Regions from separate parts of the Homo sapiens genome. Here region 1 is linked to region 2. A link is an interaction called in ENCODE POLR2A ChIA-PET data of the cell type or tissue named here. Cell type or tissue: OCI-LY7. All regions are shown on one strand. Each heading gives the region's core, and the rest is flanking DNA. Links, peaks and the distances in the headings are about the cores only. Region 1 has its middle 20 kb from the start of CTB-49A3.2. Region 2 overlaps FSTL4 (follistatin like 4).

Region 1 (15,243 bases), core at 2,442-10,441, 62 kb after region 2:
CTTCCTATGCATCCACCAATCTACCTCACGCTTGCCCCTGCACCCAGCACCCCCGGAATGCTACTCCCCTCCACCCCCAGCCAGGAGGCCAGGCAGGTAACATAAGATTGAAGCACTGCCACAGAAGTCCTCGACAGCCTCCCCCACCCAGGACCCCAGGTTCCACTCCAAGTACAGCCAGAACCCATAGGGACACAGCCCCTTGCTGCCCAGAATCACACCCTCCAAACCCTCGCTTGCAGACCTTTGGAGTTAGATGACCAAGACTGGAGAGAGCTGGCTGGAAACCATCAGGGAAGTCAGGTGTCGTCCAGCAGGAATAGCGAGACCACGACATCTCAGCCAAGCATCATCTCTCAGAGGACCCAAGCCCCGCAGCCTCCCTCCGACTCCCTTTTTATTCTCCCCTCTTTCCTGTTCCATTCCTGTGTCTCAGGCCCCCTGCTCATGAGCCATTCCACAACAGCTCCTACCATTCAAGGAGCAACTGACCTGACCGCTACACGAGCCCCTACCCCGTGGTCTTTGCCCGTGCCGCTTTCCTGCTTTGGGGTACAAGCCAGAAGTCCTTCATAGGCCAGATACTACTATGTCCTCCCAAACTGGCATGTAGGCAAAGAAATTTTGTTCAAGAAAGTCACTAGCTGCCTTGGTTTCTCTCCAAAATTATAGAGATCATAAAACAGAGATGCTTAAAAATTCAAGGGAAAAAAAAAAATACAGTGCCTATCTTCAGAGTGTGACTACAAGACCCCAGGTAGCCAGTGGAATGCAATCCACTCCCTGCTTTTATCTATACCAGGTTACCTGCTAAGTCACATGAGGATTTGAGCATCTTATTTGGGTCTGCATGCTTTAGGCAGCAGCCATGCAGCAGACCCTGGGACACCAACAAGCATTGTCCTGTGCATCCACATCCTCCTTTGGAGCTGTGGGCAGCAAGTGGGGAAGCCTAATTTAACTAAATAACAACGTATGAAATTATGGAGAATACAAGAGTGGGGATTATCCTCCAAAATTCATAGCGAGGCTTCTTTAGCCAGCACCAGAGTATTTAGCATGCACTTTAAAAAAAACACACACAATTCATGCACGCTTCTTTCCAAGCTCATCTTTACATATATGGAACCAGCCCTTGCTCATGTGGCCCCAGAGAACATGGGCCATGCCCTAGAGGGCTTTCGAGGGCTCAGCCAGCACTCCACAAAGCAATAACCATTGACTTACCCCTACACCAAGCTTGGCGACATGTGCTCGGCCAGATCAGAGATTGCTGCCCTTCAGAGGCACCCTCTTCAGGATCAGAGCTTTGTTTCTGAGTAAGAGCAACCAGTATTGGCTGGGTTGTGAGGCCCAAGAGCTCTAACTTGAGAAAATGCCCCAAATCTAAACCTTTATCCACTGCCCAGCATGACATCTGCCATAGGTTGAAGCGTTGTGGGTCCTGTGCTACTTGGGACAGGTGAGAGAAACAGGTTTGCAAGCCGCATACCACAGACCCACAGTTCCCGACTCCCTCCCTGCCTGGCTCCCGCGGCTGGCCGGCCCCCTCATCCTTCCTAGCCTGGCCCTGTGGCTTCCTACCTTTCCCTTGCTTCTCATGCTTCCCAAAGGCTGTGTGAGATTATCTCAAAGCAGAACTGGGCATGGAGTTTTGCTGGCGTGGTCACACACACCATTTCATGCTGTAGTGCAGCTGAGTGACCCTCAAGATGTGAAGCCACACACATCATTTGTCCTATTCGAGTCTCATGCTTCCCCACCTCAGAAAACTCTCGGATCTCTCATGTCAAGGCAGATTACATTATTTTGAACCATTGTCTAGCCTCCAAAATATATTTTCTGTAATCACCTGTATTTCTCAAAAGGCTTCCTGTAATTATTATACATGTGAATTTTTCCTTATTTATAAAATATATATAAATTATTTTTAATACATCAACTTTAGTAGAAATTTGTACCAACACAGTAACTGTATGTGGCATTTGAAATAAGTTTGTGTTTACTTTGACCTATTACACAGTATTGAACACATGGTGTATTTACAGTACCACTTGGTATAACCATGACTCCAAATTATCATAAACTATTGTCATTGTAAATGCTCTTTTTCTGAGGATTTTACAATAAAACTTGAGAAAAGTCACCTTTTTCTGGTGCCAGTCTGTTTGCAGTTGTTAAAGTGAGAACTGATTAAGGCAAAACCACTCTGCGTCCTTCTCCCACCTTTCCATCGCAATTGCAGGTTCCTGCTCATCACAGTGCGATAGTCGTGCTCTGGCCCAGTCCAAAGAGTGGCTCGACAAAGGCAGGCATCTGGACCCAGAAGTCTCTCTTCTCCATGTGGAAGTTTCAGCTCCCAAAATGCACAACCACATCCGGTTCAAAAGTGCCCACCATCTGCCCTGGCAGGCACTAAAAATTCACTATAGCTCCAGACATTAATCCATTACCCCGCCCACTCTTGGCTCTCACTGGGGCAGACCTTCTAACTGAGACATAGAAAGTGGGAAGTGCCCAGTAATCACCAGGCTACTAACGGGGAGCCAGCACTGTGCCGGGTATGACCCACAGAGGGCTGAACAAAGGAGACACAGCACCTGCCTTCAGTGAGCTTAAAGACGGCTATGCTATGACAGTATTAGGCAGGGCCCCTAGGGTGCGTGTGTATATATGAAGAAAGAGACAGAAAGAGAGATCTATTTTAAGGAATTGGCTCATGTGACTATGGAGGCCGGTAAGGCCAAAATCGGCCTGGTAGGCAGCAGCTGGAGACCCAGAGAAGAGTTGCAGTTTGAGTCCAGAGGCCGCCTGCTGGCAGAATCCCCTCCTTAAGGGGAGGCCAGTCTTTTTCTATTATGGCCTTCAACTGATTGAATGGAGCTCACCTACATCACAGAGGGTAATCTGCTTTCCTCCAAGTCTACTGATTTAAGTGGTAATCTGAGCTGGGCGTGGTGGCTCATGACTGTAATCCCAGCATTTTGAGAGGCCAAAGTAGGAGGATCGCTTGAGCCCAGGAGTTTGAGACCAGCCTGGGCAACACAGGTAGACTCCATCTCTACAAAAAAAAAAAAAAAATTAATTAATTAATTAGCCAGACATGGTGGTGGGCACCTGTGGTCCCAGCTACTTGGAAGGCTGAGGTGGGAGGATCCCTTGATCCCAGCAGTTTGAGGCTGCAGTGAGCCATGATCTCACCACTGCATTCCAGCCTGGGTAAGAAAGTGAGACACTGTCTCAAGAAATAAAAACCAAGAAATGAATGTTAATCTCATTTTTAAAATACCTTCACAGAATCATCTAGAGTAGTATTTGACTAGACACCAGAGACCACGGCTGTCTTAGTCTGTTCAGGCTGCTATAACAAAATACCACAGACTTTGTTGCTTATAAACTAATTTATTTCTCATCATTCTGGAGTTTGGGAGGCCCAAGATCAAGACAGCAACAGACTTGGTGTCTGGTGAGAGGCCACTTCCTGGTTCCTAGGCATCCATCTTCTCACTGTGTCCTCACGTGGTGGAAGGGGCAAAGGAGCTTCCAGGAGCCTCTTTCTAAGGGCTCCAATCCCATTCACTCTCATACCCTAATCACCTCGCAAAGGCCCCACCTCCAAGTACCATCACAATGGGGGCTGGTTTTCAAGATATGAATTTGTGGGGAACACAAACATTCAGTCTTTAGCAGTGGCCTGGCCAAGCTGACATAACATTAATCATCACAGTGACATAAACAAGGTACTGCTCCCCATCTCTCCTGGAGGTGTAAACTACTACATGTGCCTAGCCCTGTGATAAGCACTTAATAAGCACCTGTTTTTAAACCTTATAACCACCCAACAAGGTACGTGTTATTATTATCCCCACTTTACAGAAGAGGAAGCTGAGGCTCAGAGCAGCAGAGCCAGAATTCGAATCTATGTCTGTGGTCAGAACGCATACTGTAACTGCTGATCCTGCTGCCCGAGATATCCACCACCATGAAAATGTCTGAACTGCAGCTGCTCCAGCCTCACTTCCCTGCAGACCCCGGGAAGCAAAAGCTACCTATAGCAGGGGCTTTGCTCTAACCTCCATCCCAAGAGAGCCAGCTTCCCAGACCAGTGTGGCAGTCTGGAGAGTAGCCAGCAGATGGTCCCAGAGCTACAATTTTCAGTTAGCTAAGGCTGGATATGCCCAGAGCTAAAATTAATATTGTTTTAAAATCAAATGTATTTATGCAATAAATAGTACATCATATTATCTGCAAGTCTAGGTGAGTATCATCTTTATGTGTAAACTTCCATCCAAAGAAAATTAGTTTATGCTTCCTTAACTCTCACTTATCCAAGGCCACTGGCCATAATCCCCATGTTCAGAGTTCCTCCCCTTGAACCAGAGTCTCCTGCCAAAGTGAAATCCAGTTACCAAGCAGGAGATATTGGTCAGCAGTGACCAGTGGAACTGGGCGGCCCAGGAAGAAGGGATGGGAAGTGACGACCCCCAGGACCCACCCTGTATGCAATGGGGAGGATGCACTCCCAGGTAGAGCAACAACAGGGAGACTTTCAGCATCCCTGGGGCACAAGACAGAGAATGTGACTTATAAACCAGACCCTTGGGGAACCCTAAAAGGAGCCAGGCCCTGTGCTCCCACTGATCAGGCTCTCTGGAACCTGCAGGGCAATCTGAATCAGCATCTCCTGATGCACTGCTAGGTAAGCTCACTCACATTTCTTCAGGATATAAGAAAATGCATGCTGTATATTCTCATTTTATAAAAGAATACTGGAGTGCGGGGGCGGGCGGAGTTGGGGGTGGGTGGCCTGGTGGCTCATGCCTGTAATCCTAGCACTACTTTGGGACGCCAAGGTGGGTGGATCACTTGGGCCCAAGAGTTGGAGACCAGCCTGGGCAACACGACAAAACCCCATCTCAACAAAAAATACAAAAATTAGCTGGGTGTGGTGACACACACCTGTAGTCCCAGCTGAGGTAGGAGGATCACTTGAGCCTAGGAGGTGGAGGTTGCAGTGAACCGAGATCACGCCACTGCACTCCAGCCTGGGTGACAGAGTGAGACCCTGTCTCAAAAAAAAAAAAGTAGAATTCGGGGGTCAGGGGCAAGTGGGAATAGGCCAAAATGTTAAACACCGTGTTGTGGGATTATAAGTGGATCTGGTTTTCCTCTACATGTTTATTTCTATTGTCTAGAACTTCTACAGTAAACTGTTTATATCACTTCTGTGATCAAGATTAAGAGAAATCTGACACTGACACTCACTCGTGAGTGGTACAGGTGCAACACAGACAGCATGGTTCCCTGTCCACCCTTGCTCCCTTTGCAGCAGTCAGGAACAAGGACTCATGTCTTTGGTGAACAGGGGCACCCTGAGGGGAGACTGTTATCTCCCAAGAGTGAGACACGATTACAGAGCCTGTAGATCCTACCTATTCCTTCCTGCGCAAAGGAGGGAAGGAAAACAAAACAGATGAGCCGAAGAAGATGGACTCATTCCTACACCCAGGCAAGAATTCCCCTTGGGCTACCACCAAGTATGTAAGTGCCTCACCAACTTCTACCTCAGAAACAATGGTCAGATTTCCCTTCCTCTTCAGGGGGAAGATTAAATCATTCAGAACAATTTTACCACTAAAAACACTTTTAAAAATTTTTTAAAAATAAAAAATGTTAAAGAACATCATACAGGAGGTGAGGAAAGAATGGAGAAGTGAGCGCCCAGAGACAGGGGCAGGGCAGGGAGCTGCTTCTCTCCCAACAGCGCTTGTCTCTCCACACACACTTGGGCTTTCCTTCCAGTGGCCTCACAGGGAAATGGGGGCAAGAGTTACAGGTGGGCAAAGAGTTCTTACACTTGGCACCAAAAGCATGATCCATAAAAGGAAAATTTGATACACTGGACCTCATCAAAATTTCACATTTTTGCTCTGTAAAAGATCCTGTTAACAGAAAGACAACATTCTAGGAGAAAATATCTGCAAACCACATATCCAACAAAGGCCTAGTATCTAAAATACATGAAGAGCTCACAAAACTTATGGTAAAATAACAAACAATTCAATTGGAAGATAGGCGGAAAAAAAAAAAAAAAGCCAGGTGCAGTGGCTCATACCTATAATCCCAGCACTTTGGAGGCAGAGGTGGGCAGATCACTGGAGGTCAGGAGTTCAAGACCAGCCTGGCCAACATGACAAAACCCCATCTCTACTAAAAATACAAAAATTATCCAGGCATGGTGGCATGCACCTGTAATCCCAGCTACTTGGGAGGCTGAGACAGGAGAATTGCTCGAACCCCGGAGCTGGACGTTGCAGTGAGCTGAGATCGCACCACTGCACTCCAGCCTGGGTGAAAGCACAAGACCCTGTCTCAGAAAAAAAAAAAAAAAAGGAAAAGAAAAGACAATGGGCAAAAAGAATTCTTAAGCAGATATTTCACCAAAGAGGATATATAGATGTTAAATAAGCACATGTAAAGAAATTTAACATTATCAGCCATTAGGGAAATGCACATTAAAAACACAATGAGATATCACTACACACCTATTACAATTGTGAAAATACTACTCTGATAAAATAAATAGTGACAAAAAACACTGCTGAGGCTGCAGAAAAACTGGGTCACTCATGCATGTCAGATGGGAATATAAAAAATGGTACAGACTCTCTGAGAAACGGTTTGGCAATTTTTTTAAAAATCAGCATTTAACTATCATTTGATTCAATAATTGTACTTTTGGGCATTTATCCCACAGAAATACTTACCTTCACACAAAAACCTCTATACAAATGTTCATTGCAGCTTTACTCATATCAGACTAAAATGGGAAACAATCTAGATGTTCTTCAATGGGTGAAGAGTCAAACTGCAGTCTATTCATACCATGGAATATTACTCAGCAATAAAGAGGAATGACTTAGTGATAGACACATCGACCTTGAGTGACTCTCCAGAGAATTAAATTGAGTGAAAAAGCCAATACCAAAATATTGCAAACTGTACATGATTCCATTCCAAGATTACATACTGTATATATGTATATACCATTCCTGAAATGGCAAAATTGTAGAAATGAAGAACAGATTAATGATCATCAGGGATGCAGAAGGGGGATGCAGTGGGAGGGACCTGGGTGTGGCTATAAAAGGATGACATGTGAGATCCTATGGCAACAGAAATGCCCTGTATCTTGACTGTGTCAATGTCAGTATCCTGGCTGTGATCTTGTACTATGGTTTTGCAAGATGTTACTTTTGGAGGAAACTGAGCATAAGTACACAGGATCTTGCTATAGTATTTCTTATAACTGCATGTGAATCTGTAATTATTTCAAAAGAAAAACCAAAAACCTCCAGGGCCAGATGGTGTCACCAGTGAATATTATCAAACATTTAAGGAAGATGTAACACCAGTTTTACACAAACTCTTCCAGAGAATAGAAAGGGATGAAAAAAATCCCCAACTCAGGTTGCAATACTAGAAAATAAGAACAACCCCAGAAAGGGACAATTACAAGCCTATTTTACTCATAATGTAAATACCAATATGCTAAACAAAATATCAGCAAACTAAATCCAGCAATTTAGAAAAAAGGATAGTGCATTATGTGTAAGTTGGATGAATCCCAGAAATGCAAAGTTGATTTAACATTAGAAAAAAAAATTGATGTAATTCACATTATCAGCTTAAAGGAAAAGCATATGAGCATCTCAAGAGATGTAGAAAAAGCATTGAGAAAATCCCAAATTCATTCATATTCATGATTTCCTCTAAGCAAAGTAGAAACAGAAATTGTCTTAATTATTAGAGATGAAGGTCTATAGCAAACATGCTTCACTGAAGTAAAAATATTAAAGTAAAACATTGAGAGTGCCTCCTTTTAGACAGGGAATAAGGCAAGGATCCACTTTGACTTAGCACTGTACACTGTACACTATAGTCCTAGCCAGATCAATAAAGTAAGAAATAGAAACAAAAGGTGTAAGAATTGGAAAGAAACAAGACTATATAATTGTATATGTAAAAAATTCAAATGAGGGGGCTGGGCTAGGTGGCTTATGCCTGTAGTCCCAACAATTTGGCAGGCTAAGGCGTGAGGATTGCTTGAGGCCAGGAGCTCCAGACCAGCCTGGGCAACAAAGCCAGACTCAGTCTTACAAAAAATTTTAAAATTAGCTGGGCATGGTGGCACATGCCTGTAGTCCCAGCTACTTGGAAAACTTGCTTAAGCCCAGCGAGGCTGCAGTGAGCTATAATTGTGCCACTGCATGCCTGGGCGACACAGCAAAACCCTCTCTCTACGAAAAGAAAATTAAAATGAATATACAAGATACATTATTAAAATTAGCAACAGAGTTTAGCAAGGTTGATGATGAAGAATTAATACAACAAACATAATTATATTTTTCCATAACAGCAACAGTTTAAATGCATTTTTAAAAAAAATACCATTATAATAACATTTTTAATAGGAATAAAATCAATAAAGATATATAAGATCTCTCTAAAGAGAATTCTAGAACTTTGAGAGACATTAAAAACATTAAATTGAAAGATATACCATGTTGATTGGAAGATTTAATAATATAACAATGTTAATTTATCCCAAACTGATTTAGAGAATAATTGCAATCCCAATTTTTTTTTTTTTTTTTTTTGAGATGGAGTCTCGCACTGTTGCCCAGGCTGGAGTGTGGTGATGCAATCTCAGCTTACTGCAAGCTCCACTTCCCAGGTTCACACCATTCTCCTGCCTCAGCATCCTGAGTAGCTGGGACTACAGTTGCCCGCCCAATTACAATTTTAAGAAAGGATTTTGGCAAGCTAATTCTAAAATTTATATGGAAGTTTAAAATGTCAAAAATAGTTAAGAAATTCTTGAAGAAAAATGTCTGGGAAGGGCTGGGCACGGTGGCTCACGCCTGTAATCCCAGCACTCTGGGATGCCAAGGCAGGTGGATCACTTGAGCTCAGGAGTTCAAGACCAGCCTGGGCAACAAGGCAAAACCTCATCTCTACCAAAACTACAAAAATTAGCCAAGTGTGGTTGTGTGCACCTGTAGTCCCAGCTACTCAGGAGGCTGAGATGAGAGGATCGCTTGAGTCTGGGAGGCAGAGGTTGCAGTGAGCCAAGATTGTACCACTGCAGTCCAGCCTGGGTAACAGAGTGAGACCCCATCTAAAAAAAAAAAAAAAAAAGAAAGTTTGGGAGGACTTACTCTATCAAATACAAGACTTAATATAAAGTTATAGTAATTAAGACAGTATGTAACTGAGCAACATTAGACAAACAGGTCAATGAAACAATATAGGAATCGATGGGAGGAGCCAAGATGGCCGAATAGGAACAGCTCCGGTCTACAGCTCCCAGCGTGAGCGACGCAGAAGACAGATGATTTCTGCATTTCCATCTGAGCTCTGAAGACAGCAGTGGTTCTCCCAGTACGCAGCTGGAGATCTCAGAACGGGCAGACTGCCTCCTCAAGTGGGTCCCTGACCCCTGACCCCCGAGCAGCCTAACTGGGAGGCACCCCCCAGCAGGGGCACACTGACACCTCACATAGCAGGGTACTCCAACAGACCAGCAGCTGAGGGTCCTGTCTGTTAGAAGGAAAACTAACAAACAGAAAGGATATCCACACCAAAAACCCATCTGTACATCACCATCATCAAAGACCAAAAGTAGATAAAACCACAAAGATGGGGAAAAAACAGAACAGAAAAACTGGAAACTCTAAAAAGCAGAGCGCCTCTCCTCCTCCAAAGGAACGCAGTTCCTCACCAGCAACGGAACAAAGCTGGACGGAAAACGACTTTGACGAGCTGAGAGAAGAAGGCTTCAGACGATCAAATTACTCTGAGCTACGGGAGTACATTCAAACCAAAGGCAAAGAAGTTGAAAACTTCGAAAAAAATTTAGAAGAATGTATAACTAGAATAACCAATACAGAGAAGTGCTTAAAGGAGCTGATGGAGCTGAAAACCAAGGCTCGAGAACTACGTGAAGAATGCAGAAGCCTCAGGAGCCGATGCAATCAACTGGAAGAAAGGGTATCAGCAATGGAAGATGAAATGAATGAAATGAAGCGAGAAGGGAAGTTTAGAGAAAAAAGAATAAAAAGAAATGAGCAAAGCCTCCAAGAAATATGGGACTATGTGAAAAGACCAAATCTACGTCTGATTGGTGTACGTGAAAGTGACGAGGAGAATGGAACCAAGTTGGAAAACACTCTGCAGGATATTATCCAGGAGAACTTCCCCAATCTAGCAAGGCAGGCCAACGTTCAGATTCCGGAAATACAGAGAATGCCACAAAGATACTTCTCGAGAAGAGCAACTCCAAGACACATAATTGTCAGATTCACCAAAGTTGAAATGAAGGAAAAAATGTTAAGGGCAGCCAGAGAGAAAGGTCGGGTTACCCTCAAAGGGAAGCCCATCAGACTAACAGCGGATCTCTCGGCAGAAACCCTACAAGCCAGAAGAGAGTGGGGGCCAATATTCAACATTCTTAAAGAAAAGAATTTTCAACCCAGAATTTCATATCCAGCCAAACTAAGCTTCATAAGTGAAGGAGAAATAAAATACTTTACAGACAAGCAAATGCTGAGAGATTTTGTCACCACCAGGCCTCCCCTAAAAGAGCTCCTGAAGGAAGCGCTAAACATGGAAAGGAACAACCGGTACCAGCCGCTGCAAAATCATGCCAAAATGTAAAGACCATCAAGACTAGGAAGAAACTGCATCAACTAACGAGCAAAATAGCCAGCTAACATCATCATGACAGGATCAAATTCACACATAACAATATTTACTTTAAATGTAAATGGACTAAATGCTCCAATTAAAAGACACAGACTGGCAAATTGGATAAAGAGTCAAGACCCATCAGTGTGCTGTATTCAGGAAACCCATCTCACGTGCAGAGACACACATAGGCTCAAAATAAAAGGATGGAGGAAGATCTACCAAGCAAATGGAAAACAAAAAAAGGCAGCGGTTGCAATCCTAGTCTCTGATAAAACAGACTTTAAACCAACAAAGATCAAAAGAGACAAAGAAGGCCATTACATGATGGTAAAGGGATCAATTCAATAAGAAGAGCTAACTATCCTAAATATATATGCACCCAATACAGGAGCACCCAGATTCATAAAGCAAGTCCTGAGTGACCTACAAAGAGACTTAGACTCCCACACATTAATAATGGGAGACTTTAACACCCCACTGTCAACATTAGACAGATCAACGAGACAGAAAGTCAACAAGGATACCCAGGAATTGAACTCAGCTCTGCACCAAGCAGACCTAATAGACATCTGCAGAACTCTCCACCCCAAATCAACAGAATATACATTCTTTCAGCACCACACCACACCCATTCCAAAATTGACCACATACTTGGAAGTAAAGCTCTCCTCAGCAAATGTAAAAGAACAGAAATTATAACAAACTATCTCTCAGACCACAGTGCAATCAAACTAGAACTCAGGATTAAGAATCTCACTCAAAACCGCTCAACTACATGGAAACTGAACAACCTGCTCCTGAATGACTACTGGGTACATAACGAAATGAAGGCAGAAATAAAGATGTTCTTTGAAACCAACGAGAACAAAGACACAACATACCAGAATCTCTGGGACACATTTAAAGCAGTGTGTAGAGGGAAATTTATAGCACTAAATGCCCACAAGAGAAAGCAGGAAAGATCCAAAATTGACACCCTAACATCACAATCAAAAGAACTAGAAAAGCAAGAGCAAACACATTGAAAAGCTAGCAGAAGGCAAGAAATAACTAAAATCAGAGCAGAACTGAAGGAAATAGAGACACAAAAAACCCTTCAAAAAATTAATGAATCCAGGAGCTGGTTTGTTGAAAGGATCAACAAAATAGATAGACCGCTAGCAAGACTAATAAAGAAAAAAAGAGAGAAGAATCAAAAAGACGCAATAAAAAATGATAAAGGGCATATCACCACTGATCCCACAGAAATACAAACTACCATCAGAGAATACTACAAACACCTCTACACAAATAAACTACAAAATCTAGAAGAAATGGATAAATTCCTCGACACATACACTCTCCCAAGACTAAACCAGGAAGAAGTTGAATCTCTGAATAGACCAATAACAGGATCTGAAATTGTGGCAATAATCAATAGCTTACCAACAAAAAAGAGTCCAGGACCAGATGGATTCACAGCTGAATTCTACCAGAGGTACAAGGAGGAACTGGTACCATTCCTTCTGAAACTATTCCAATCAATAGAAAAAGAGGGAATCCTCCCTAACTCATTTTATGAGGCCAGCATCATTCTGATACTAAAGCCTGGCAGAGACACAACCAAAAAAGAGAATTTTAGACCAATATCCTTGATGAACATTGATGCAAAAATCCTCAATAAAATACTGGCAAAACGAATCCAGCAGCACATCAAAAAGCTTATCCACCATGATCAAGTGGGCTTCATCCCTGGGATGCAAGGCTGGTTCAATATACACAAGTCAATAAATGTAATCCAGCATATAAACAGAACCAAAGACAAAAACCACATGATTATCTCAATAGATGCAGAAAGGGCCTTTGACAAAATTCAACAACGCTTCATGCTAAAAACTCTCAATAAATTAGGTATTGATGGGACGTATTTCAAAATAATAAGAGCTATCTATGACAAACCCACAGCCAATATCATACTGAATGGGCAAAAACTGGAAGCATTCCCTTTGACAACTGGCACAAGACAGGGATGCCCTCTCTCACCACTCCTATTCAACATAGTGTTGGAAGTTCTGGCCAGGGCAATTAGGCAGGAGAAGGAAATAAAGGGTATTCAATTAGGAAAAGAGGAAGTCAAATTGTCCCTCTTTGCAGATGACATGATTGTATAGCTAGAAAACCCCATTGTCTCAGCCCAAAATCTCGTTAAGCTGATAAGCAACTTCAGCAAAGTCTCAGGATACAAAATCAATGTGCAAAAATCACAAGCATTCTTATACACCAACAACAGACAAACAGAGAGCCAAATCATGAGTGAACTCCCATTCACAATTGCTTCAAGGAGAATAAAATACCTAGGAATCCAACTTACAAGGGATGTGAAGGACCTCTTCAAGGAGAACTACAAACCACTGCTCAAGGAAATAAAAGAGGATACAAACAAATGGAAGAACATTCCATGCTCATGGGTAGGAAGAATCAATATCATGAAAATGGCCATACTGCCCAAGGTAATTTACAGATTCAATGCCATCCCCATCAAGCTAGCAATGCCTTTCTTCACAGAATTGGAAAAAACTACTTTAAAGTTCATATGGAACCAAAAAAGAGCCCGCATTGCCAAGTCAATCCTAAGCCAAAAGAACAAAGCTGGAGGCATCACGCTACCTGACTTCAAACTATACTACAAGGCTACAGTAACCAAAACAGCATGGTACTGATACCAAAACAGAGATATAGATCAATGGAACAGAACAGAGCCCTCAGAAATAACGCCGCATATCTACAACTATCTCATCTTTGACAAACCTGAGAAAAACAAGCAATGGGGAAAGGATTCCCTGTTTAATAAATGGTGCTGGGAAAACTGGCTAGCCATATGTAGAAAGCTGAAACTGGATCCCTTCCTTACACATTATACAAAAATCAATTCAAGATGGATTAAAGACTTAAATGTTAGACCTAAAACCATAAAAACCCTAGAAGAAAACCTAGGCAATACCATTCAGGACATAGGCATGGGCAAGGACTTCATGTCTAAAGCACCAAAAGCAATGGCAACAAAAGACAAAATTGACAAATGGGATCTAATTAAACTAAAGAGCTTCTGCACAGCAAAAGAAACTACCATCAGAGTGAACAGGCAACCTACAAAATGGGAGAAAATTTTCGCAACCTACTCATCTGACAAAGGGCTAATATCCAGAATCTACAATTAACTCAAACAAATTTACAAGAAAAAAACAAACAACCCCATCAAAAAGTGGGCAAAGGACATGAACGGACACAGACACTTCTCAAAAGAAGACATTTATGCAGCCAAAAAACACATGAAAAAATGCTCACCATCACTGGCCATCAGAGAAATGCAAATCAAAACCACAGTGAGATACCATCTCACACTAATTAGAATGGCAATCATTAAAAAGTCAGGAAGCAACAGGTGCTAGAGAGGATGTGGAGAAATAGGAACACTTTTACACGGTTGGTGGGACTGTAAACTAGTTCAACCACTGTGGAAGTCCGTGTGGCGATTCCTCAGGGATCTAGAACTAGAAATACCATTTGACCCAGCCATCCTATTACTGGGTATATACCCAAAGGACTATAAATCATGCTGCTATAAAGACACATGCACACGTATGTTTATTGCAGCACTATTCACAATAGCAAAGACTTGGAACCAACCCAAATGTCCAACAATGATAGACTGGATTAAGAAAATGTGGCACATATATACCATGGAACACTATGCAGCCATAAAAAATGATGAGTTCATGTCCTTTGTAGGGACATGGATGAAATTGGAAATCATCATTCTCAGTAAACTATCGCAAGAACAAAAAATCAAACACTGCATATTCTCACTCATAGGTGGAAATTGAACAATGAGATCACATGGACACAGGAAGGGGAACATCACACTCTGGGGACTGTTGTGGGGTGGGGGGAGGGGGGAGGGATAGCATTGGGAGATATACCTAATGCTAGATGACGAGTTAGTGGGTGCAGCGCACCAGCATGGCACATGTATACATAAGTAACTAACCTGCACAATGTGCACATGTACCCTAAAACTTAAAGTATAATAATAAAAGAAAAAAATATATATAGGAATCAGAAATAAATATATGTATATATGAAAATGTTATCTATAGCAGAGGTAGCACTCCAGATTGGTGGGGAAAAGACAAACTTTTTCAATAAATGTTGCTGGAATACATACACCAGGGTACATGTTCATGAATAGTCATTGCAGCAGTTGTTGTAATAGCAAAGGCTGGAAACAATGCAAATATCCTTCAGTAGCAGAACAAAGAAAAAAATGATACGTTTATATAATGGAATACAGCAATGAAAATGAACTAAGTACAGCTACACAAAACATTACAAATAAGTCTCACAAACATGTCAAACAAAAGGGTAGACATAGCTCAAAAACAGCCAAAATTAAATTAAACTGTCCTTTATCACAGACACATATAAGTAATAAAACTATGAAGAGAGACAAGA
Region 2 (15,243 bases), core at 4,369-12,368:
TCCTTCTGATCATGAGCCAAGATCGTGCCGCGCACTCCAGCCTGGGTGACAGAGCGAGACTCCTCCTCAAAAAAAAAAAAAAAAAAGAAAAAAAAATCCTTCTGATCACTTTTCATCTCCTTAAATTACAGCCATCAGTCCTTACCTTGCTCTGCCTGCTCTAACTAGCTATTTCCTGCCTCTGACCGCATCTGTGCCACATGCCCTTGCCTTGTGCCATGTGCTTCAGCTGCACTGGTCTATTTCAGCTCCCAGAGCACTCCAAGCCCCCACCCTGCCTCAAGACCTTTGTATGGGCTGTTTTCTCTAACTAGAATGTCCTTGCTCCCATTCTTGGCCTGGCTGGCTTCTTCTCATTTTAAAGATCTTCACTTAAATATTCTCTACTCAAAGAGGCTTTCCGCCACACCAGCACCCACCCCCCACACACACACCTTAATAGCCCTCCCCTGCTACTCTCTTGGTATTCTCTCATCTTGTTCTTTCTATCCGTAATGCTTATTGTACTGTGTAATTTGTTTGCATGTTCTCTGCCAGCCTATTCTGAGACACCCCCCACCCCCAGCCCTTGCTCCCTCAGTCCAGCAGTTTGGACGCTGTAGCAACAGATACAGATGTGGAGTGAAGGAGTGAGCTCCCTGTACAGAAGGTATTCTGGGGATTGGAGCCAAAGTTGGACCTACTCTTGTTAGAACATTCTCAGAAGGTTCCTGACCTGGATGACTTGGCCTGTCAAAAGACTGTTTCCCATTTCCTTATGACTTCTTCAGTGGAAATACGTTAACTGGTATTTCTTTCCCTTCTGAGGGGGTGTGTTATGTAATTAACACCAGCTGCTATAGAAATCCCAAAATCTCAGTAGTGTAGTATAGTAAAGGCTGGTTTCCCATCCTCATCAAGTCCGATGGGGTCAGGCAGCTCTCCCTAAACAGTGACTAGACCATGTTCTTCACTCTCATCAAATGCATGACCTCCAAAGACGAGGAGAGGAGAGCATGGATGATGACTGTGTTATCCTCCAGAAAAATAAAACCAACAGAAGATGTATATGTCTTCTACGGAACCAATAAAACATTGGCTTCTGTTGAAGCCAGTGTTTCAGTTTCAGTCTGAAAGCAGGAAAAAGACCAATGTCACAGCTCAGCAGTGAGACAGGAGGGTTTCCCTCTTACCCAGGCTCATTTTTTCTATCTAGGTCTTCAACGAATTGGATGAGGCCTGCCCTCATTGGGGAGGGCAATCTTCTCTACTCAGTCTACTGATTCAAATGTCAATCTCATCCAGAAACACCCTCACAGACACACCCAGGATAATGCTCGAACAAATATCTGGGTGCCTTGTGGCCCAGTCAAGGTAACACATAAAACTAACCAAGACAATGACACAGAGGTTGTGTGGCCAGGCTTGGTCACCTCCTATCACCTACCATGTCAAACCCAATGACATGGCCCCATTCTGGCTCCAAGAGAGGCCACGAAATAGTCATAATGAGTGCACAGGAATTGGAAGATGAGCTGGCATTTGGAAACACACAGCATGGCCCCCTCTTGCTAGTTAGGTAAAAACTGTTTGCTCTTCTCCACTGACTTGCTCAGGAGATTCTGGATCCAACCTTAGAGATCTGTATGAATTTTTGTAAATTCTGAGTAGCTCTGTATAATTACATAAGGTAATACATTCTTTTCCCCCTTAAGACACCAAAGTAATAGGCAGTTAGGATACTCTCCTTTTGCAAATATCTTGAGCAGAGGTATGCCCATCATCTTTGGGTGTAGACTCAGTAGGGTGGGAGAGACCCATAGAGTGGCCAAGCTGACCAAGGCTACCCCACACACAGGAACCAGCGGAGGTGGAAGAGCTGGTATGCAGCACTGTGACAGCCATGCTCCTGCTGACCAGGAGGCCCTGTGCTCTCCACCTCAGCAAGGACCCTTTGCTCCTTCTGATGGATGCCTCTCCTGCCTGCCACACTGTGGCACCCCATGATACCCAGAATGGTGATCTCACAGCCCCTGGGCACTGAGTTCTGCTCTAACTTCCTGTTCGTCTGCACACAGCAGTCACATTGAGGTTTAGTTTTCTCAAAACTAAAAAGGTGTATTGGCCAGAGGAGGCTAAATGGAACCCCAGAGCCTAGAGGGATGCCCAGGTAACCCTGCCCCTGCACAGGCCGGCCCCTCCTGCAAACAAGGAGGATACTACATCAGACTAGGATGTCTCGATAGCAGGACACAGGTCTGCCAGGCACACAGGGAGGGCTCTACCAAGAAAGAGGGCAACCAGGCTTTACAGGAGTCACGGGCCCTTAACCTGGGGTCTGTAGACAGGTTCAGGCCTCTGCTCTCCCTCCCCACTTAACACTTGTCTTCTCTGCTAAGCCATGAGCTCCAGGTTAGCAAGCACTGGGCCTGTTTTTCTTGCCAGTATATTCCCACTGTATCCTGGCTCCTGGTACCAGCTCCATAAATAATTGTTGACTGAGCACTAGCCTAATAGTTCACTTGCTTAAAACTGCTTATTAAGTCCCTTCTGCGTGGTAGGCATTGTATTAGGTGCTGGGGATACAACATAAATAAAACAGATATAGTCTCTGCCTTTATGCAGCTTACAAAGGTGTTTGTTCACACCAGAGAGCAGAACTTGATAACTAAACTGTAATAAAAGTTGAAGCAACATCAAGCAACATAGGCCAGTTGAAAAAGTAAATTACCCACTGACCCGCAGGTAATTAACTAGTAATTTTATTGCCATCCCCAAAATGAAGCAAGCAAGAGGGAATGACAATGGCAGGAAGATTGAATCTGGTTACACGTAAGGAAACAGGAGATTTGGGACAGATGCAAGTGCTCTCTTGTGTGGCTTTGGAGCAAGTCTGGCTAATACAGAGCCACCTGTGCAGGCTGGATGCACCCTGGTGCTCTAAACAGGAATGTCAAGATGAAAGGCTTTAAGACATCCTGTCCCCAGCCTCCCATCCACAAACATTCAGCAGTTATTTGAAAGGATCCCAGAGTGACAATCTCTGGTAGACGGAACAGAGGAGACAAAAAGCACACCATCCCTCCCACCCGCCTTGCCCGGCTCACCAGGATACGCCAAAGCAGCTTCACTCTGTAAACACCAGCCAAAGTCACAAGGTCCGGGAGATGTTGCCCTGTTTGTTCAGGAGACACTGGGCATGCGCACTCCCCCTTGGCTCCTCCCCTACTCGCCAACTTCACAGTGTGACTCTGGTCACAGGGATGGGACCAGATCAATAGACTTTGTCACTCCAATGCCCCAGCTTCTTTGGTGGCACCTAGGTCACCTGAGGGGTTTGTTTCAGGAAAGCACATTAATTTAGAAGGAGAATAATGTGGGAAGAGGCCGCAGTTAGAGAGATGTGTCTAAGCGCCTGGCCTGTGCTCTCTCCAAATTGCCCTCATTCCCAAGCAGGCCCCTGAGCCTGAGTTTGCCCTCCGAGGCTCAGTCAAAAATATTGATGTGCAGGCAGGTTACTGAGCTTTTGACAGGGTTTTTTTCACCAATGGCATCATTTGAAAAATGGCAAATATCCAAGTAGGAATGTGTTCCATTAGTGTGTTTCTGACATAAGAAAACTAACACCAGCTTGACAAGAATTTGAGAAATTTAATTTCTATCACTACAAAGCACCAGAATCCTGTTTGAGAGGGTGCTGATGGGTTTATGAGTGTCTTATCGAGTTCAAGTCAGTGTGAGAAATAGCGCCTGAGATTAAGGGAAACCTGTAATAGGAACTAAAACCCAGTTCTCCAACAACTGAAATGTTATGGCCTCCTGCTTTCAGGAAGGGTGTTTGTTAGCCTGCTTATGGTAAGCCCATTAATTCCCTGTGACTGCCTCTTCTCTCCAAGCTCCAAGACTCAGGGAGAAAGGTGAGGACGGGTGTTTGTGGCATCTCATGTCTGGAAAACCAAGGGTATGCTACTGCACTGGTTTGAAGGGCCTAGAGAGATAGGTCATGGCCTTGAGCCCACCTACTGTGTGCCATGCCTTGTGCTAGGCACCAGAGTGCCAGACAGCCCTGCCCAGAATCCCACTGTGGGACACGCAGCCTAGCTAGTGGTCCAGGAAGCTCTGTCTTGTGCCAACCAACCCACACTGACTTGGGCCATCACTGCAGTGTGACCCATTTGTTTTCATCCCAGGGGGATATCATGGGAAGCCCTGAGCTTTGAGAACCCCCCAACTCCCTTGCCCTCCTCAGATTCCCTACTTGCAGAGCAGCTCTCCAATGTCAGTTCTCATAGCAGGGCGTCAGTCCCTCTGTGGGCACAGACTTCTGCCCAGTAGTGCCAGACAAGCTCCCTGATGGGCTGCTCTGACCCCCAACCCAGCCCTCTCTTTCCAAAGACACCAGCCTCAGTGTGTAGACACATTCTCACCCCAGACACAGCGTCTGGCTGAGCCCTCTCTCACTGACCCCTGATCACACTCTGAGTGCTGGGCATATCACGTTTGGTCGTCCAGGGACCTTGGAAACCTTCCCACATAGTGGCTAATGAGCCCACAGATGGTCAGTCAACACAGGGGCATTGGAGCCACAGCCAGGAGCCAGAAGGACCACTCGTTGCCCCCTAGAGGGCTGCATGTGGCATCTTCATCTTCCTCTCATGTGGCCTGGCTCCCCACCAGAGCAGAGACCAGGCCTGGGGCTTAACTGGTCCACAGCCCTGCAGATGTGGCCAGCGCAGGTGAGGTTCAGGAGATGTGTGATCACTGAACACAGAAGGCCATCTCCACAAATTCCAGACCCTCGCCATCAGGATGTGAGGCTCAACAGGATGATGGGGTTTGCTTAGTTGGGCCACATCTCCTCCCTGTGAAAGCTGCCCCCATCACTCTCCAGAGAAGGCGCAGGGTGGAGGCAAGACTGTAGTAGCCTAAATCAGGTTTCAGTTCTGACGATTCTTACCGTCTTCACTGTATGACTGCGGCTATCTGCCCTGATCACGCACGATGCCCAGGCTTCCCGATGCAGTTGTGATGCAGATAGGGGGAAGGGAGGGGGCCCTCTCTGCATCCCTATGATGGTCATAGGGTGTCAATCTGCCCAATATACCCTTTCCATTAGCCATTTTACCCCAGCCCAAACACCTAGTCCCTGCCCCTGGAGGTGGCCACACGGCCCAGGCCTGATGGGCCAATCAGTCCCACACCTGCACAATACTCAGTCCTCTTGCCCTCAGTGTTTGCTTCAGGGAAGAACACAGGAGCTGTATGTGGCCAATCAGAGCTCCCCCATGCTTTTTCCAGGGCTCTCAGGCAAGATTTGTTCCCTTCCTCTGGGATCCCACATACAGAAACAATGTGAGTGTGGGGCCACCAATGGACATCTTGCAACCAAGTAGAGAATGCCACTGTCGAAGGCCCTGGATGCCTGCAACCTCTTCCACCTCCCTTAGATTTCCCATTGTGGGAACTAAACCACCTTTTTCCCCCTAAGCTATTAATAGTTGAGCATTTCTGAGTGTTTCTGTTACTAAGCCTGAAAAAGTTCTGATAAATTCACCAGGACAGTCTCTTTCAATCTTCTTCACCTAATATCTGTCCAAGTGTTTCTTTACATTAAAACTTCAGGGTCCCAGAAACATCCCATGAGGTCATCTTGGAGGTAGGGGCCAATAGTGTGAGGAGCTCAGAATGGATGAGCAGCAGGTGCCAAGCAGGCCCACGCTGAGGTCTGAAGACACAAATGCCATGGGGAGCCAGCTGGCACAGTGGTAAATAATGTTGGAGACACAGCAGGGTCAAGACTGGGGACTCTTCTGGATTCTATGTGGTGATCTGTGGGTAATAGGGAGCCATTGACAGCTGTTGAGCAGGGCTGAGATGTACCTTGTTCTGCCAGTGGCAACAAGACAGTTGCAGGCAGCAGGGGCAAACTGGAGGGGTGACCATGAAGGAGGCTATAGGGGGCCTGGGATGGGGCAGGGGAGTCCTCAAAGGGTATCGGGAGGGAAGCCTTAGTGGGACTTGGCACCCATTGGTGCTGCCACTTGAGGCGTCACTTTTACCATCATGGGTAAGTGGGCAAAGAACAGGGGCAGATGACACTTAGGGGCAAGAAAAGATGCAGTGGGAGCACTTGCAAGACTCAGGGGGTCTCCAGGGGCATGAACATAGAATAATCGGCTCCGAGTCAAAAGCGAGGGGGGCCCAAGCCCTCATTGTATCCATGTCTAAACTGAGGCCCAGTGACAGGAAGGGAGCTGCCAAGGCCACTGAGCTTGTCAGCAGCAGAGCCAGGCCTGGGGGCCAGGTGGCCTGCCCTGCTCACTCGGGGCCTAGCACATGATGCTGTCTCATTTTTTACTCTCCCTGGAAGTCACCCTGGGAAGCCACTTAGTCCTACTCTTTCCATTTAGCAAGGAAGGAGGACCCGCCAGGGGGAGGCTTGTTGACCAGGAAATAACGGGGAGTGAGGGTGGAAGGAGAGGGCTCAGTAGCCATAAATCCCTTCAGAACTGTGAAAGGAGCTGGGGAATATTGACACAAATTAAATCCAATAAAACATTCATTTAATTAAATTTTAAGTGATCCAAATATTTGCTGTTTGGTTAATATTCATGTAGCTGACAGGAGCAGAACTACGATGGTTCTATCAGTATTCACACATTCTAATTTTGCACGAGTTTTTCCTGCGCAAAGTGCACATCTTCTACATGCAAATGGCTGGGAATAACTCAGGGAGGATGCAGCAGCCAGTTATCCCAGCCAGCAGAGGACCGGAGGGACACAGAAGACTTCCGTCTCCCACTTGGATTTTTGTTTCCTATTAGCCCCATGTTTGAGGCTCCTGCAGACCTTTCTCTAGAGCCGCTTGGAATATATGACTTTGGGGCCACATGGAGGAAGGGATCCTACCTTTCACATCAGTCCTATGTTCCAAATGAGGGGCCATGCTCCTAGCCTTGTATCTAGAGCCCCAGGAAACCCCAGCCTACCAGACCTGCCTCGTCTCCCTGTCTCCCACCTGCATTCCCCCTCTCTATGTACCCAGAGCCCTTCTCATCTTGTAACACAGTGGTTCTCAGGCCATCATAGAACCCCTTGGGATGCTTGTTAAAATCTGGATGTCCACCCAGCCCACTTGTTAAAATCTGGATGTCCATCCAGCCCACCAGAGCATCTGCATCAGCCTGAGGCAGAGGGGCAAGAATCTGTGTTTTAATTACCCACCCCCAGAGATATGATACAGGTGGCTGGGGAGCCGCACCTGAGAAGCGGATCTCTAGGGCCCAGGGGAAGCCCTGCTGCTGCCTCCAAGAGCCCCTCCCCGATGGCCCAATTGGTCTTTTCCTTCTAGTCTGACCACAGATCAGACGTGCAGGGAAAATCTGATTCCTTTTGTAACTAACCTGACTTTACAAGCCTCACCCCAATGGGAGAAAAGCACAACTAAATGCTCAATCCATTGTAAAGATTAGCACGAGCTGACGATTTTAACAGTCCACGTAAGTAGTGCTCTGTCTAAAAACTGCTCTGTGTCTCTAGCTTCCACCCCACGTCCCAGCTGCTCTCCCCGGCTGGCTTCTGAGTGTCCAGGGAAGCAGCGTGGTGGTGCACTGCGGCCTCACTTCCCACGGCAAGGGACTCTGAGTTGCCCTGTCTGAGGTCACTTGAAGCTGAGCTCAGCCCTGGGTGTGCTCATGATCTGGGCTCACAGTCTGGTGTACTCGCGGGTCAGGATATTCCCCCAAGCAAGGCCTCCCACAGCCACCACTGGCCTCCATGCCCCTTGAGGCCAGGAGCACTTCCCTTTGGACCTTGGTCTGGCAGCCCAAGGCAGTTCTCAGGTCCAGATATTATGTTGCTGAACACCAGGGGTTCGGTCTAGGTCTGGTTGTTCACCTCACAGAAAGTCCATCACTGAGTGGATGGAATATTGCCAGGGAAGAAAGGCTTTAATCTCAATGACATCAGCCTGGAAATGGGAGACCGGTTGCAAATCCATCTCTCTGACTAAAGTTCGGGGTTTAGATAGCAGGGAATTAGGGAGGGGTAAGACAGGAGATGGTCAATAGGCAGCAGGTGTGTCTCATTGTCCGGATGCAGTGATCTAGGAGGCCTGGTGTTTGGTTTCCTGTTAAAAGAACTCAGATGAAACAAATTTAAGTTTCTCAAGCTTCAGTTATCTGGGAAAATTGGGCCTGTTTCCATACCAGGAGCCAAGGTGGTTCTGGCTCTCTGCCCAGACACATGCGGTTGCCCCAGGTGGCAGGAGCAGCGGCACAAAGCCTCGTGGCCCAGGGGAGCCTCGTGGTCATCTGATGAGGAAAGGATGCCTCCTCTACTCTTGGGGAGAATGCTGAGGTCTGAGTCCTACAGACCCGCAGAGTACGGTGGGAGCTAAACCATTTTAGCAAATTCTCATTCTCTCTCTTTCCCCTCTCCAAAGGCCGGGTCATGCTACAGAGTTAGTGCCTTCTCTCTCCTGCCCTGGGCAATAAGCCTCATGACTCGGAGATGGGAGGGTAGTGAGCAGAACTTGATTTAAGGGGGAACTTGAAATGCATCACTTTATTGTTGGTAAAATATTATGCCAGTTGCGTCTGCATCCATCACTGGGTGCTCATCTTTCCTTGAGGGTTCCTTCACCGTTAGTCACATTTTTCCTGTGTGTGATTGTCCCCTCCCCACCGGCCTATTGGCTCTTTTACTTCTTTATTTCATTTTCTCCATTTCTCATCCATCCATCCAACAGCACTGATGAAGCACCTAGCGTAGCTTGTTCATCTTTGTGAGCCCAGGGCGGAGCCACTCAGCATCTGTGGAAGAAGGAGGGCTTTGCTGCTCAGGGTCTGACCTCAGGACCCTGTTTCAATTCAGCTGCTCTGCTGTGCCTTGCACCTGCGGCTGTTTTCGCTCCCTCTTCCCCTCTCCCACACACACGGGCAAGAGGGTGTGAGCACAGATGTGCTGCCTGCGGGGCTGCTGCTGCCTGGTCACAGCTCACAAGCGTCCCGCAGAATAGCAGAGCTCAGCTCCCAACTCTGCTTCGTTCCAGTTCAGGGGGATACATCTGTTGGGGTCCCCCAGGTCCCAATAGAGTCGTAAGCATGAATAGGGAATAGACAAAATAGTACCCACTGCACCGAGAGCCAGCCTGCTTCCCTCAGCTCATGCCACCTCTGGCTATTGCCCCAGCCTCCCTGAGTGCACAGATTTGGGGGAAGAGCAAAAGGGAGCCAGTCCCATCAGTGGGCCGCTGACTGTCCCCCAAAGCCTGATCCCATTTGGTCATTTGAGCAGCCTGAGTTTGATTAATTTTTTCATAAATCCTGAGAATTTCAAAAAGCTTGTGATTGCAGAGAACTATCTTAGATTCTTCCCATTTGCCTGAAGAATGATCAGTCCTAATGCCAGTTATCAAGTTCAAAATGGCAAGGATTAATAGTTTCTGCAGCCTGAAGTATTCTTCAAAAAATTAAAAGCTACAGTGCATTTTCATAGGACAGAAATCCAAATCCAAGTTCAGCGAATCCTTAGACAGAAACAAACCTTCAAAGATCAGCCAGTTCATTCCCCAGACTTCAGACAGCGCAACCTTTAAAACTGACCCCAGATGGATGAGAAACTTGTTAGCTCACTCAGCAGACCTTGTCTGCACTTAGCAAGGCCCAGACTCCAATAGGCCAGGGGAGCTGTGAGCAGGGCGCTGCACCCCTGCCCCCCGGTCTCTCTGTGGTGGGCCCCCTGGCCTTCGCAGCCCACATTCTTGGCTTGACACAAATCTATGGCCCAGATTGTCCTCAGCACATTACTTATGGTTTTTGACCTGTTTGGACTCACATAGCCTTTTGGGCATTTGACCTAAGTCTTGGCTCCTCGCCCAGCAAAAGTGTCTATCTCTACATTTAGTCAGCACATTGTAAACAATTTTCAGGGAGTCGTGAAGCCCTTCTGGGCCTCTTCCACCCAGGAAATTCATGGCTATTCACCTTGAGTTGAGACTCCAATCCCTGGGCCTGCACCTGACCGTGCCTCCTCCTTTCCCTCTGCAGAAGTGGTTCAGCTCAGCCTCGCCCCCGAGGACAGGGTCAGTGTGACCACAGTGACCGTGGGGCTGAGCACAGTGCTGACCTGCGCCGTCCATGGAGACCTGAGGCCACCAATCATCTGGAAGCGCAACGGGCTCACCCTGAACTTCCTGGACTTGGAAGACATCAATGTAAGTCACCTGGAATTCACTCTGAGCTCAAGCGCACCTCCCTGGGAGAGTACACTGGGTAAGATGCCACAGACAGTGGCAGGACGGGAGAGTTTTAGTTTAACATCCTGTGTTTGGTGCTTTTCTAGCCTGTTGTCAGCTTGGCAGTATCAGAAAATCCAAGTCCCACCACAGCAGAAAATAGATGAATGGTGGCCATGCTATGTCCGGCTAAGGAAGAGAAGAGAGATGCGATGGGTGGGACAGGAGGCCTCTGAACGGGGCTGCATTAGCAAAGGCCTGGAGGTGACCCTGAGAACAGACTGTGTGGGCCTGCTCACAGGGCTCAGAGAGATGGACCACAGGCCAGCAGAGAGAGCAGCAGGCTCCACAGCTGAGAGAACAGTGGGCTGGGGGACCTTAGGAGGAGGTTCTGGGCCCTAGTGCTGGGTAGGCTGTAGACAGCTGTGTGCAGGGAAGGGGTGGTCCCTGTGGAGGGCAGAGGTGAGCCACTGGGCTGGGTTGGCTGGAAGACAAATGCCAGGTGCCAGATGAGAAGGTAGAGGGAAACCAGGTCAGGCCAGAGGGGACCCACCTTGGGGACGTTCATTGCTGGGTAAGGGAATGAGGGTGTGATGAGTTAAGTGGTGCTGTGTGGAAGAAGAAAGCAACTGAGCTCATGCAGCCTAGTGTGGCCATCAGGGGGTACGTCTGTGCCCTGAGGAACCAGGCAGCCTCCGTTGGGGTCCCAGCATCACCCACGTCAGCTTTGTGACTTTGAGTAATTTCTTAACCTGCCGATCCTCAATGAATTAATCTATAAGAAAAACGTTAGCAATACTTCCCTTCTATTAGACTTAAAGAAGTGGCATAATTCAAGGATATTTATTGGTCCAGGTTTGGCACAAGAGGTGATGTGGCTTCCCAGAAGTTCATGTGAGAAGACAGAGTGATGTCACCCATGTAGTGAGCTGCCAGGACAGCTGACGGGTCTTAGGTTACAGTAACTGGAATATAATTTTCATGCAGAAGAGAGGGCAGCCTTAGCCTTGTTGGCTCAGGACAGGACAGCTGGTCCACAGTGGGATGCTTGCCCAGAAAAGAAAGACCCATGGGATGAATGGTCAGTTCCTGCTAACATCTCGAAGGTGGTGGGGTAGGGGCTGGGGCAAAGGGAGCTGACCTGGGCTGTGTGACCCCCTGAGTTGGACTAGCACAAGGTGCACCTCAAAAGGAGATCAATTTGGGCTCCTTAGATGGAACCCCATTCCAGCCATCAAACCTGCCCCACCATGGAGACAGAGCCGCCACAGGAGGCGCTGAGCTCCTTATCCCAAGGGGCATATGCAAGCTCAGGCAGGGACTGTGGTCAGCAATGCTGCTAGCCACAAGAGGGCAGCTAAACCCAGTGACCTTGGAGGTCCCTTCCAACTCTGAGACTTGTGGGGAGAGAGACCCAGCATGAAATGCTGCAGGAACCACCAAAGTTAGTCCTCTCCTACTCTCTAGGCCCCTTCAGCTACACCCTGGGGGTCATGGGGGAAGCAGATGGAAAGAGGGGGCCACTCTGGAGGTTCTACCCTGGGCAGAGCTGCCAAGGAGTGCCCTTCCCCTAGCCTTGTCACACTGGACAGGATTGTTTTCTTGTGATTTCCCACCATGGTGAACATAGCCAGTATCCTATACAATTTTGAATGTCAATGCAGCACAATCCTGGTGGGTGCTTGCTGGACAGATGCTGGATGGGCAGAACCCTTCATTTTCTGGGCCTGCGATGGCCAGGGCTTGTCTGAGAACTTAGCAAGAAAGAGCAGTGTCCTATCTGTAAAGACTGGACTGTGTTGGGGTGCATGTTTGTGAGTGTGATGTCCTCTACTGTACCTGCTCACAAGGTGCAGTGCCAGCTTTTAAACATGTTTGGCCAGGAAAGATTGATCAGTACTGGGACAGCTCCACCTGTGTCTGTGGGAGCATTTCATGTGCATTACTTGGCGCTCCACTGAAAGACATCAGAAATAAAAGCAGAGGCAAAACTCCACTTAATGTACTTGCCATCAGTTAATTAAATTACTTTGAGTGGTCTTCCTCTCCCTCAAACATGCCTCCAGCACCAACTCAATTGCATTTCTACTTTTCACAATAAGGTTAGCAATTTGGGTAATTGTGGGTGCAACCAGAGATGAATGGCCCCTCATTATCTCCCAGGAAACACTTGCTGCTCGTGGTTGAGTCAGTAGCCCGCAAATAGGCAGGGCCCAGTGCTTCTCAGAACCCCCTACACGAGGGAGCAGGGCAGCACCAGCCCCGCAGGGGTCCAAGCCCGATGTGTACAAACACACAAAACACACGCACACCTCCCCTACCTGAGGGAAGGAGGCGGCACAGCTTCCTAGGGAAGGGCATGAGCCTGGGGTCTGCCACTTACTAACTAGAACCTTGGAAAGTTACTAGTCTAGTAACCTTGACTGCTCTAAGCTCCAGTTTTCCCTTCTGTGAAATGGGGATAAATAATGGTACCAGCCTCATAGGGTTCCAGTAAGGACTAAATGACAATATGCATGTAAGGCTCTTCACGTATGGTGTTCTATAAATGCTATTATCACTGTCATCATTACTATTGTTACTATCATTAATATTATTATTGTATTATTATTCCTGCTGCTGCTAAATAATATTCTCAGCAGCTTGCAGCCTGAGTCCCCACCAAGCAGCCAGCAACAGCTGGGTGAGGCTCCCTAGTCAGGCAGATAGGACCTTGGCATGCCCCCCGCTGCTCGCAGTGGGGACGGAGGTCTCACTGTCCACGTCAGCCTTGACTCACGCAGGGAGGGAGGCACTGCTTCTCTGCCTCCAGCAAATCCAGAGCAGCTTCGGGTGAGCTGTTGGACTTCTCTGAGCCTGTGGAGAAAAAGCATGATGTGCTCCTTACATGGGCATTTTCAGGCTGAAGTGTACCAAGGACCCAGCTCAGTGCCTGGCACACAAGAGGTGCTCATAAGCAGTAGGCCCACTTGGGACGGTGTGGAAAGCAAACCTTAGAAGAAATCAGGCTGAAGGGGGCTAAAGCCAGGTCATCGGGATTCACTTGCATTTTTGAAGCAAGAATTAGGGGAGAACAGCCCAGGAGTGCAACACTGATGCAGCAAAGATTCTGGGGTTGATGAGGCTCCCAGAGTCCCTCAGCCTGAGGTGTCTCAGTGGCCACGTTCACCCCACGGCAGTGGGAGATGAAATACGATCACCGGCATTGTAATCAGTGGTGACTCCCAAACACGGCTGCACGGGGGCAAGCTGATCGGCCTTCAAAACCCAAGGCGGGGAGATCACAGAGCACGAAGGAGCGTGGGCCTCCTTTCTTTGTCGTTTGTATGAGACATCTTGATTGGCAACAAAATATTAACCACTTTTTCACTACTCTCTTAATGAGAAGCTTTCGTGAGCAACAAAATATTAATTTGTCTTATCTGTTAAGAATTCTATTAATGAATTCAGTCACAGAGCTATTACAGAATGCCATTCTAATGACACATGTAATTAAACTTTTCTGACTTGCAAACATCAAGCATGCCCTGAGCATCAGAATAATATTTGATCAGAAAGTAAATGTACCCCTCTCGCCTGGAGCCAAGTAAGAAGGAGCCAGTCAGATTTTGCAGCGAGTAATGTTGCTCTCAGAAGCACTTATGAGTCACCCAATCGTGTGTGGCCCATCCAGGTGGCGTACATGGGGAGTCATCATTTGGGTTGACTCACTTGCTAAGTGCCTGAGAGTCACAAGCTCCGTACCAGAGTAGAGAACAAAGACACTGTCCGCAGCCTCCAGGGAGGCGAAGTAACCACTAACAACTGTTCTGGGGGCAAGAGAAAGGAGCCCTTCTGACTGGGGCTTCAGGAGACAGGAATAAGCGAGTGAGAAAGAAGTGTATAGGGACAGACTGGGGCTAGAACATAAAGGTCCTTGAATATTAACATTAAGAGTCTTAGCAATTGCCCTGTGGGCAGTGGGGAAGCGCAGATGTTTGATGGGGGAGTGACAGGGTCAGATGTGTGTGCTGCAAGAGTCTGGAGCGCCTTTTCCAGCCTAAGATTAAACATGCATCCAAGAGGGAGTTCACATAACAGAGGGTCCAGAAGTGAGGGGAGCCTTGTTGATGTTTTCTGAGTCTTCCTCCTCTCTAACTTCCCCAATGGCACATCTGGAGTGCAGCAGTGCCCCAGGGTCTCCCTGGCTTCCACCCAAGGCTCCCCTGATGGGGCAGTGGTTCAGTTCATGATGTCTTCACTTTGCCTTTTTTTTTTTTTTTTTTTTAGGCAGTAGGGTCTCTCTCTGTCACCCAGACTGGAGCACAGTGGCATGATCTTGGCTCACTGCAGCCTCGACCTCCAGAGCTCAAGCGATCCTCCCATCACAGCCTCCAGAGTAGCTGGGACCACAGGCATGCACCACCATGCCTGGCTAATTTTTTTATTTTTTTGTAGAGAGGGGTGTTGCTATGTTGCCCAGGCTGGCCTCAAACTCCTGAGCTCAAGTGATCCTCCTGCCTCGACCTCCCAAAGTGCTGGGACTACAGGTGTGAGCCACCGTACCTGGCCTTTGCCTTCTTAAGGTTGTCAGGAAGTTCAGCCTGGGCCTGGACCTGGTATGTCTCCTAAGGACACCTGAGCCACTGCCTTGCAGGAGGCTTTAGCCTTACCCAGCCCAGCTTGTAAGAGGGAAAACAAATCCACCACTGAGCAGAGGCTAGAATTATGGACGAATGGTGTAAGGCCCCCAAAGACAGGTGCACCCCAGCAGATCAGCAGCCCAGGGCACATGCTGCAGCCCCTCCTGGCAGTGGGTCTCTGGATTATGACGCCGCCTTCTGTTTGTTTGATGAGAAATCAGTAGTGTCTGCTCACGTTCATGTTCCCCAGAGCTAACAAAGTGCAGCCTGTAATTTGTTTACTTCCTGGCTGACTGTGGGTTTCGTTACTGAAGCAGCTGTGTGTCTGGATGTGCTTCTGACCTGGCCCTGTGTCCCCACTCACCTCAGTCCTTGAGGAGGCACAGCCCACTGCCCCCACCTCAG

The links. Peaks named below come from ENCODE experiments on the same cell type or tissue, not always from the same donor. Only the 100,000 strongest peaks of a DNase experiment are listed, where the experiment ranks them.
Region 1: POLR2A ChIA-PET joins it to region 2 with 17 read pairs; 5 of 35 experiments call an interaction of 5 or more read pairs at or near these places.

The regions. Positions count from the first base shown.
Region 1 is chr5:133,180,302-133,195,544 of GRCh38, reverse strand. No RefSeq gene overlaps it. Among named protein-coding and RNA genes, the nearest start is that of CTB-49A3.2, 20 kb to the left of the region's middle. In OCI-LY7, for the core only: a CTCF peak has its summit at 4,094 (motif pointing right); no DNase peak of the experiment used is centred there.
Region 2 is chr5:133,244,362-133,259,604 of GRCh38, reverse strand. It overlaps FSTL4 (follistatin like 4), which reads left to right. Exons shown (of 16, transcript NM_015082.2): 7 at 10,029-10,195. It overlaps FSTL4-AS1 (FSTL4 antisense RNA 1), which reads right to left and starts at 3,160. Exons shown (of 2, transcript XR_007058939.1): 1 at 3,087-3,160. RefSeq lists an enhancer at 12,917-14,116. In OCI-LY7, for the core only: a CTCF peak has its summit at 4,563; a DNase peak (open chromatin) is centred at 8,844.